2 separate regions of the Homo sapiens genome follow, and region 2 is linked to region 1. Evidence: chromatin contacts called from ENCODE Hi-C data. All regions are on one chromosome and are shown on one strand. The core of a region is the stretch at or near the end of the contact, and the rest is flanking DNA. Distances in the headings are between cores, read along the strand shown.

What was found. A loop is a pair of places that touch in the nucleus more often than their neighbours do. Pooled maps may share reads with other maps.
Region 2: a loop to region 1 is called in a map of CD4-positive, alpha-beta T cell, with 12 times the contacts of the local background. The contact joins two enhancer-like sites. A Hi-C loop is called at or near these places in 2 of 168 maps with a recorded cell type or tissue (CD4-positive, alpha-beta T cell and CD8-positive, alpha-beta T cell), 1 of 37 single-sample maps with no recorded cell type and 9 of 50 pooled maps.

The regions. Positions count from the first base shown.
Region 1 is chr5:69,040,722-69,045,932 of GRCh38, forward strand. No RefSeq gene overlaps it. Among named protein-coding and RNA genes, the nearest start is that of LINC02198, 13 kb to the left of the region's middle. Within about 2 kb of position 2,295, at least 28 of the 41 ENCODE cell types and tissues checked have a DNase peak (open chromatin) inside an H3K27ac peak, as active enhancers do.
Region 2 is chr5:72,011,787-72,016,997 of GRCh38, forward strand. No RefSeq gene overlaps it. Among named protein-coding and RNA genes, the nearest start is that of MAP1B, 93 kb to the right of the region's middle. Within about 2 kb of position 2,510, at least 4 of the 41 ENCODE cell types and tissues checked have a DNase peak (open chromatin) inside an H3K27ac peak, as active enhancers do.

The sequences.
Region 1 (5,211 bases), core at 1,045-3,544:
CGGAAAGCCAGAAGGCATAGGTGCCTTTGCTGTGATCCACACAGGACAGCCTCCCAGAACAGAAAATTATGGATAAAGGTGGAAAATGAATCTAAAAGGTCAAATTGAAGAAATCCAGCAAGCTTGCCTAGCCAAATAACTTCAGATTCTATACCACACAAAAGAAAGGCAGATAAACTTTAAATGTAAAGAGTGACTTAAAGCACTTTTCTGGGCACAGTGGCTCACCCCTGTAATCCCAGCACTTTGGAAGGCTGAGGCGTATGGATCACCTGAAGTCAGGAGTTTGAGATCAGCCTGGCCAACATGGTGAAACCTCGTCTCTACCAAAAATACAAAAACTATCCCAGCATGGCGGTTCATGCTACTTAGGAGGCTGAGGCAGGAGAATCACTTGAACTCGAGAGGCGGAGGTTGCAGTGAGCCAGGATCATGCCACTGCACTCCAGCCTGGGCAATAGAGCGAGACTGCATCTCAAAAAGAAATTTTTTAAAAAGAGCACTTTCTGGAATTATACAAGAGTAGTGAAAGATGGATAATAGAGGCAGATACCACTTTATCTCCTATTTTCTATCTTTCATTTCTGCCAAGGAGAAAGATTACTGGCCAGAAAATAATACAACAAGGATTAAGATAAAAGATCTAAAAATCCAAACTGGTGGAAAAATCATAAGAAAGCATCTGGGTTCTCTACATCGGTGCAAACCTCCTGGCCCCAACAAACTACATCCTAGCCTATACCTAGAAGAGATTGGTGACAAAATGAGCTGCTGTTCGTTATCACAAAGAATTCTAGAAACTGGGGCAGGAATCAATAGTGCAATTCTCAGGCAGGTTGTCTAACACCACCTTGAACATGGAGAGAAGAAAGGGGAGTATTTAATTGTGCATAAGATTCAGATAGGGAAAGTCATGACTAATGAATTAACAGGACTTCTGTTTTTATCCAAACTCTGCCAGACTGACAAATCAGAAGAAGCTGTCAATACGCAGCTTCACCATTTGAACTCAGCATTTGACAGAGACTTTTACCTTGTGAACAAGACAGAAGAATGTGGCCCAGATGATCACAAAGATAGGTGCTAATTATGAATCAATGTCAGCCCAGAGTTTCTAGTGTAAAGGAATTCTGTTTGCAGACTTGTCCTGTTCATTGAGTAAATAGTTGAGTGTACAGTTGGCTTGCTAATGCACTTCTCTGACTGCTGGGAAAGGTAGCCAATATATTTAATATGGCAGAGTGAAGATCCAAAGGCTCTAACGATAAGCCAAACTTAATAAAAATTTTAACTGAAATAAATGTAAAGCCCTACGCTTACATTTTTTTCGTGCATAAGAACAGAATCAGGTCCAGGCGCGGTGGCTCACACCTGTAATCCCAGCACTTTGAGAGGCCGAGGTGGGCGGATCACCTGAGGACGGGAGTTCAAGACCGCCTGACCAACATGGAGAAACCCCGTCTCTACTAAAAATACAAAAAAAAAAATTAGCCGGGCATGGTGGCGCATGCCTTTAATCCCGGCTACTCGGGAGGCTGAGGCAGGAGAATCGCTTGAACCCGGGAGGCGGAGGTTGTGGTGAGCCGAGATTGCACCATTGCACTCCAGCCTGGGCAACAAGAGTGGAAACTCCGTCTCAAAAAAAAAAGAACAGAATCAGAAAAACATGACTAGGCCCCTAATTAAACATGGTGGGGTTTATTTCTTTCTTGTTTTATTTCTTCTGTCCTCCCAAACCTATCAAAATGATAATAGATTAATTTTTGACAAAAAGTAAAACTCAAAAAAAAAAGAATGAGAGAGGAGAAATAGAAGACAGGAGATATGAGCAATAATTTGAAACACAGAAAGTGCATAGTAACTGATTTAGCAGAGCCTACCGTCAATGGGTCTGCAAAGAAGAATTCCAATGAAAGTGAAACCAATTCACTCCCAAGAACCCTGGAAAGACCTAGCACTAGGTTCTGTCCGGGTGCTGCAGAAAGGAGTGGTGAAGCACTGAGTGAAAAGTAATAGTGTGTGAAAGTATTCATATTAATAGAATGAGCTGCTTAGTGAGGGTGTGTTTTCATTCACTGAAGATGTTGGAGCAGAATTAAACACTAATCAAATATGTTATAAAAGTGATTCAAATGTTGGACACAAACTTGACTCCAATGACTTTTAAAGCCCCATCACTCTGAAATCCTATGATTCTAGAATTTATAGTTACTTACAAAATTGTGTAGACAGGACTTCAATAGGTTTTAGGTACTTCCGGATGTATTTTTATCAGCGTCCAATAGGTGGCGCTGTGGTATAAGATGAGACTCAGCAAATGGCTGCCCTTACTTGATTCTCCTGTGCCCTACCGAGTGTCTAATAACAAGTAACAGCTAGAATGTTTGATTTTTTTTAATCGGAAATCTAAACCCAGAGATTCAGAACACCTAGGTTTCATAGTTCTTGTGGCGCATGAGCCTTTGTGTGATTTAGTTTGTCATCCTTCTCTGTCCTTCCGTCTTATTCCTATCCAAGTTGTGGCACTTCAATGTATTTGTCGTTCTCGGACAGCAAAGTAAGTCAAACGCGAAACAACTCCCCCTTCACATCCCGGATGCCCTGCCTCCATTGCGTGTACCCTTTATCTCAGGGCTCTGAGTGTGTGGGGCTCTACAAGCGTTATCTCCCTTGATTTAAAAAATAATAATAAATAAAAACAAGACAAAACAAAGAACTTACTGTTCCAGCACAAGTTTACATCAGTATCGATCAGGAATACGATTGTCTCCGGCTGTCCTCCCTTTTCTGCTGATTAGGAGATTCATGCTTCGCTTCTTTGTTTTTGTTGTTTTTGTTTTCGTTTTGATTTATTAAATGAATTCCTTCATATCATAGCCAAGTCCAATACACTTTGCTTCCTAAAAGCTAATTACTTAATATCTAGCTCTTATTGACAAATTTTGCCACTCATCAAAGTTGTAAAACTTGGTTTCTTCATTTCCCTTTATCTGCTTCAGATTTACAAGGTCCCTGGGGAATTTCTGCTTCTCATCAAGGAATGTCTCCATCAACTCCATATATTCAGGTAACTCTGCTCCCACATTGAAGACTCAAATCCAGGAAAATTTCCTAACATGAGGCATCTGTAAAGCTGTCCAATTCACCCTCTTGGCATAACCTGTCCCGCAGGGTTTTTCAACTTAATGATTTTTTTTTTCATTTTGGCTAAATGCCATTAGTCCACCCAGAAAGCAAGACTGGCCTTTTTGTTTGTTTGTTTTTAACGGAGGTTTCACTCTTGTTGCCCAGGCTGGAGTGCAGTGGCGCGATCTCAGCTCACTGCAACCTCCGCCTTCCAGGTTCAAGCAATTCTCCTCCCTCAGCCTCCCAAGTAGTTGAGATTACAGGCACGTGCCACCACTCACAGCCAATTTTTGTATTTTTATTAAAGACGGGGTTTCACCATGTTGCATGTTGGCCAGGCTGGTCTCAAACTCCTGACCTCAAGTGATATGCCTGCCTCAGCCTCCCAAAGTGCTGGGATTACAGACGTGAGCCATTGCACCGGCCAAGGCTGCCTTTTTTAAATACTTGAGTCTAGTCTAACTGACAAGAAATGTTAGTGAGTTGAGCTGGGGGGGAAAAGGCCCATACTCACAATGCAAAACAGTAACAAACCCCAAACAACAACAGCAACAACAACAAAAAACCAGCATTCTTTCCATGACCAGATTTTCAATAGTAATTTCATCTTTGCACCTTGTGTAAGTACACATCCTAGCAGCCTTGCTCAGTTACATATCTGATTGACTCCTGTTGTTTTACTTGGTTTTCTAAAATGTCCTCTGTACTAATCTGATCTGAACTCATATTTTCCATCAGTTCTATACCAACTTTCTAGACTTGATCTTTCTGTTGTTCTCTGGAAAGAACAGAAGTATTTAGAGCAGTTAATAAGCACTTGTGGAAACCTCTCTGAGTTGTTTGTCTCACAGAAGGAAGAGTTACACCTGGCTAATTAGTCCTCCAACTACATCGTTTCTGTAGTTTCAAAACGTTCTCACATTTCCAACATCAGTGGTGTAAGTGAACACCCACCCACCCCAAATCACAAAATAAAAAACTTTCAAAGGAATGTTATGCATTTGTCATACAGATTCTCATATGTTTATTTTAAATTTATTATGTTCATAACATATTTAGTCTGTTAAGTAGCTTATAATGTTGGGTTGGAAGTAGTGTTCTTAGTGGTCCTTGTAATCTGCTATCAGGCAAATTGCAGAGCCTATTGAAAAGGAAAGATTTTCAACTTTGTGGGTTCGAATTCTACATACAAGCCCCTACTCAAGCCGCATTCATTTATGTTGTGATGAAGCTGTGTACTGGGAGACCCTGGAACGGCCCAATGGGTTCACCTTTCCCGCTGCCTAGACAGAGCGAATTTATCAAGACAGGGGAATTGCAGTAGAGAAAGAGTAATTCACACAGAGCTGGCTGTGCAGGACACCAGAGTTTTATTATTACTCAAATCAGTCGCCCTGAGCATTCAGGTATCAGAGTTTTTAAGGACAACTTAGTGAGTTGCGGGAAGCCAGTGAGCCAGGAGTGCTGATTGGTTAGGTAGGAGATGAAATCATAGGGAACTGAAGCTGTCCTCTTGCGCTGAGTCAGTTCCTGGGTGGGGGCCACAAGATCAGATGAGCCAGTTTATCGATCTCGGTGGTTCCAGCTGATCCATCAAGTGCGGGTCTGCAAAATGTCTCAAGCACTGATCTTAGGATCAGTTGAGGGAGGATCAGAATCTTGTAGCCTCCAGCTGCATGACTCCAAAACCATAATTTCTAATCTTGTGGCTAATTTCTTAGTCCTACAGAGGCAGTCTAGTCCCCACACAAGAAAGAGTTTTGTTTTGGGAAAGGGCTATTATTGTCTTTGTTTTAAACTATAAGTTCCTCCCAAAGTTAGTTCGGCCTATGCCCAGGAGGGAGAAAGGACAGCTTAAAGGTTAGAACCAAGATAGAGCCAGTTAGATCTCTTTCACTGTCTGTCATAATTTTGCAAAGGCAGTTTCAACCCTAAGGATGAGGCACACCAGTGTCTCTGTAACTCAAGCATCTTAAACATAGATGTGGTTTGCCTCCCACCAGGACAAAGGAGAAGCTTTCTAAAGCTGATGAAAGAGCTGCTCAAGAGAGCATACAAGCGCAGTGGCTCATGCCTGTAATCCCA
Region 2 (5,211 bases), core at 1,260-3,759, 3.0 Mb after region 1:
CCTGAGTAGCTGGGATTACAGGCATGTACCAGCATGCTCGGCTAATTTTGTATTTTTAATAGAGACAGAGTTTCTCCACGTTGGTCAGGCTGGTCTTGAAATTCGGACCTCAGGTGATCTGCCTGCCTTGGCCTCCCAAAGTGCTGGGTGTGAGCCACCGCGCCCGGCCGAGAACACCTCTTTACCTTTTAAAAGGAGCTGGCTGATCCTTAAAGAATCCTCACCTGACTGCTTTTCTTTCTGAAAGCACGTAGGGAACATAGGCATGAACTCTTGCCATCTGCAAGGATCCCAAACTCAAGGGCATGTTGGATTTCAAAATGCAGGTCGCATGTTTATAACTTAAAATATAATTTCCCATGAGAAAAAAAGTAATAATAATGACATTTCACTTTTTAATCATTTTACAGTTTGGGGATATGGTACAGTTGTTCCAGTATAAATGGATATGTGGTTTCATTTGAGCCTCACAACAATTTTGGGCAGTAGGGTTGACTCTGTTTGGTTTGACACATACTAAGAAACTCAGAGCAAGAGACTTAGTATTGTCATAGCAATACATATGTGGAGTGCTTTTTTTATTTAAATGAAATTCACTGGTGGGAAACCAAAGCCCAGACTTTTCCAAAAATGGCATCTCCCTCCTCCTCCCCTCTTCCTCCTCTAACCCATGTCCTCTGGGCTAACCTTGCCTCTTTCCACATCAACACACTTGGCCACATTCCTGGTGTAGCACGTAAAAGGCTGTTTTACCCATGATTATTAATAATTTAGAAAAAGGGCAAGTTAGAAAAATATTTGCCTCCTAATTTCAAGATTTGAGGCAGTCTGTAGGCAATGATGTGAAATACATTATGCTAAGGTTATCTTTCAAGCCTTGGGCCTGTTTTGTTATACCGCTGATGCTCTTTTCCCTGACCCAGCTCCAAAGATATGAAATCAGATTGTCTGGAGTTGTGGTTCAAGGCTCTGTATTATAAAACAGACAAACAAAAACAAAAACAAAACTCTAACATGAAAGGAGACTTAAATGAAAAGATAAAGCATTTCTTATGTAAATAACAAGAAGACAACATAGAGGTGTCATTTCTCCCTAAATGAACTTTTATGTTAAATACTTCAAGATGATACTTGGAGAAAAAAAAAACTGTGAAGGGATTAGCTGATGCTAACGTTTGCTTGGGAAAATTAACAAGCATGAACAGGCTGGAATTTCTGAAAAAGAAAAGTAGTGGGGGGATTTGCCTTATGGGATTTTATAGCACGTTAGGAAGAAGCCAGCTCCTGCTGTCTTGTGGCTCTGGCACCTTCCTCACGCAGAGGCATAAGGTGACCTAAAGTCACTGTGCTTGTCTTCATCATGCCAGCACTGAGTTTTTGAGGAGATAAGTCTGGCTGTGTGCAAAGCAGGTGGAGCCAGACATAAGAGGAATGACTTCATTCTATAAGAACATTAGAGAGACTGTGGCTTGTAAGATTGAAGAAGACGTGTGTTGGTGGGGGTGTGGGGAAATGGCCACTCTCTTCTATCGGGAGTGGGTATTTATGCTTCAGATACACATGTATGAAGTATTATGTATATAAGAATCTTCTCGAAAATCTGCTAACCCTTCAACTCATTTCTTTCTTTCCTTCTGAACCCCCGTGTTATTCAAAAGCTTCCAATCCCCCAAATGTCTCAGTTTTCAGGAGCAGTGAGCTCTTCAGGGAAGATGAGGGGCAGGAAGCCATTTTCTCTTGTGCATCGTTTGTTAAGCATGTGTTTGCAAGTTACAAGTGGATCAGACAAATGTCCTTATTTGCCCAGACAATCCTGGTATATGACATTGTCCTAGTATAATTACTAACAGCTCCTCTTGTAGATGTCCCACTTGGGATGATAAACTACATGATAACCCTATTTAAAAGGCAAAGACTACCTGTATTTTAATATGGGAAGACAATAGCTTTGCCTAGAAGATAGATGCGTGACCTTGCATGTCTCTTTAATAGAGGAAGAAGGTCCCCCACACCTCCAACTGCCTCAGTGTGAACTTCCCTTGGCTTGACTCAAGGGCTTTGACTCAGGGGCTTGACTCAAGTGGTTTGAGTTAGCCTTGAGTCCTCATAAACATGGAATTATTGAGTGTTGCATCAAATGAGTCCCTTCCAAGCTGCCATTTATCTTACCAGAACTGAGTGTGTGCATGTGTATGTGCATGGGTGTGGTAGCAACGTCATCTTTCCATGGCTAAGAAGAAGTGTGGACATACAGAGAAATGCTCTGTATTACTGCAATTGCTTTTGCATTCTGTTTGCAATGAAGAGGGAGGAGAAAGAAGAGATGGAGGGGGGCAGGAGGGAGAGAGAAGTGGGGAGCAGGAAAGAAAGGGAGGGAGGGATATTTAAAGCCACTGACAATTCCAGGGTCCTCTCCCTCCCCAGTCCCAGGCACACACTTCTGTGAGAGGGGCTCTGATATAAAACCTGTCCTGGAAGAGGCAGCCTAAGTCTCAGACGCTGCTGTACAGAAGTCCTGTGACGTGGCAGTTTCTATAGCGACGAGTCTCTTTCATTGGAGAAAGCTCCCTAAAGCAGGATACACAAAACCCTAGCAACCGGTTGAAGGCTTTTTTTTTTTTTAATATGAAGATTTTTCTGCACTTGAATTCAAAAGCCCCCTTCCTAGGAAAGCAGCTTCGTAGCAGGCAGGAAAGGGCTGCCTAGCGTGTCCTGGGGTGAGGATTTGGAAAGATTTGAAAGCTGTTGTGGACCAGGGTAGGGAAAGCGAGAAAGAGAGGTTGCAGTTTAGTGCTGCCTCGACTGGCTGGATCCAGTCTGAATTCACCTTCCAGCCTTTTGTATAGGGACCCACCACCACTGCCAATTAACCCATGATATGAATCCGCCAGGGACAAAACAAAACTGCTACTGCCTCAGCAACCCCATCATGGTCTTCCCTTTCACCTGGCGTATTCCAGGCATCTTTTGCAGGGAGAAGTCAACTCAGGCATGCACACCTGAGAGCTGGGAAACAGTAAGCCTGCTTACTTGGCACAAAATAAATGCCCCATTTAGCTGATGCTTAACTCCTGCCTCTTCCCATCAACTCAGCACAAACGTCACTTCTTCAGGAAAGTCTACTGAATAAGAGATTGCACTTGGCAGCATGTAAAGAGACCCATCTGAGTAGTTTAACCAAATAGGAGTTTATTTTACACCTAAGAAGAGGCCCAGAGGTGGGCAGTCCGGGGGGCTGCCAGCTCCATAATCATCCCTGTCCTAGCTCCTCCTGTCTTTGCCTGGCTGTTGTTCTTGGCATGTTTCACCCTTGAGGTCCCTTCCTAGTCACAAAATGGCTGTTCCACCTCCAGCCAGCAGTGCAGGCAGGAACAAGAAGGAAGCAGTAAGGAGGAAGGGGCGGTGCCCACGTCAAGAAGCAAAACTCTTCCCAGAAATTGGCAGCAGATTCCACATCCATCTCATTGGCCAGGGCTGGGTCATGTGGCTTCAACCCCAAGCTCCAAGGGAGGCTAGGATATGTGGTTTCGTAGCTGGGCAAATTGCCAGCCTGAACAAAACCGTGGCTGTTTAAAGGGCAAGCTGAGGATGAGTGTGGGTGGACAACTAGCAGCATTTGCTACACTTCCGGTGTTCGTGTCTACACACATGCTATCTTCAGGTTAGGTCACCCCTCCCTGCCACACAGCGTCATGCAGTGGTGTGCTGGAAAATGTTTAACAGCCAGATGTCTGGGACAACAAAAGCCACTGTTTGCTCTTATCTGTGGTATAAATACTCCCACCGTGGCCAATTTTAAGCTATCAACATGATGTCCAACAGAGTTAGGAAGACAGACATAGTAAAACATCATTCTATAGTATTTCCAACATGCAGACATAAAAAATATAAATAACCTCAAAAGCATAGATAATAGTAAAATGTAAAATAATTAGGAAGTAATGGGTTTAAAATATGTATCTCATTTTTAATATAAATCGTGTAATTTTTAGCATATATAACTTAATATATATATTTTTGAGATGGAGACTTGCTCTGTCACCCAGGCTGGAGTGCAGTGGTGCAATCTTGACTCACTGCAATCTCTGCCTCCTGGGTTCAAGTGATCCTCATGCCTCAGCCTCCAGAGTAGCTGGGACTACAGGCACAGGCCACCATGCCTAGCTAATGCATGTATTTTTTTTTTTTTTTTTGGTATTTTTAGTAGAGACCAGGTTTCACCATGTTGGCCAGGCTGATCTCGAACTTCTGACCTCAAGTGATCCACCCACCTCGGCCTCCCAAAGTGCTGGGATTACAGTTGTAAGCCACCGCGCCTGGACTATAATTTAATTTTCAATAGTGTCTGCATTTAAAGGCTCACAGCATCCTTAAAAATGTAACCATCCACTCTCATTAGCACATTGCACACTGACTCCCACATGCCACACCTCTGTGGATCTCTGCATTTCCTACACTGTGCCTATCAGTTTATTATCATTGTGCTATTTGTGTGATTTGGTGTCAATATTTGTTCCCCCCACAAGACTGTAAACTCCACTAGGGTAGTGTTTGTGTCTGGTTTTGCTTACAATGTCAGCAGGTGCTCAATAAATATTTGAATAAATAAGTGAATCAATTCAATGTGGAACAAGGAGGTGCCTATATGCATGTATATATGTATAAACAAACAAACAAATAAATACATAAATTAGTGATTTCTGCAAAAGATCTTACATCTCAGCCTCCAGTTTTGTTTTTCTTTTATCCCCTAGTACTGGGTGTCATTCTTTTAGTATCTTAGTTCCCGAACTTTATTAAGATACAAATGGTTGATGAAGCTTTGACATCCTTTTTTTGGACATCTGTGGCTGGTGCTTACTACCTGCACAGAAAGACAGATCCTGGAGCAGCTGGGCTTTATTTTGTGACGGCCCTAAAAGGGAATGTTTGTTTTCCCTTACCCCCATGTCCACTGTGGATCTGATTCTTCAAGGACGCCTCCCTGGAAGTTAGAGGGACATTTTAGGAGGCCCATTAAGTGGCAACACATAGGCTGGGGCTGAGTGCCCATAGGTCTGGGACCTTGTCTGTTCTGAAAGAAACCAGAGGCAAAGTACTGCTTGGTTTCCCCTCTTAGAAAAAGGGTCTCCACCTCTACTCTACAGACATGCAGCAGATATCTAGGACTTCAGGCAGAGCTTTCCTGATGAGGGAGTCCTCAGCTTAGCC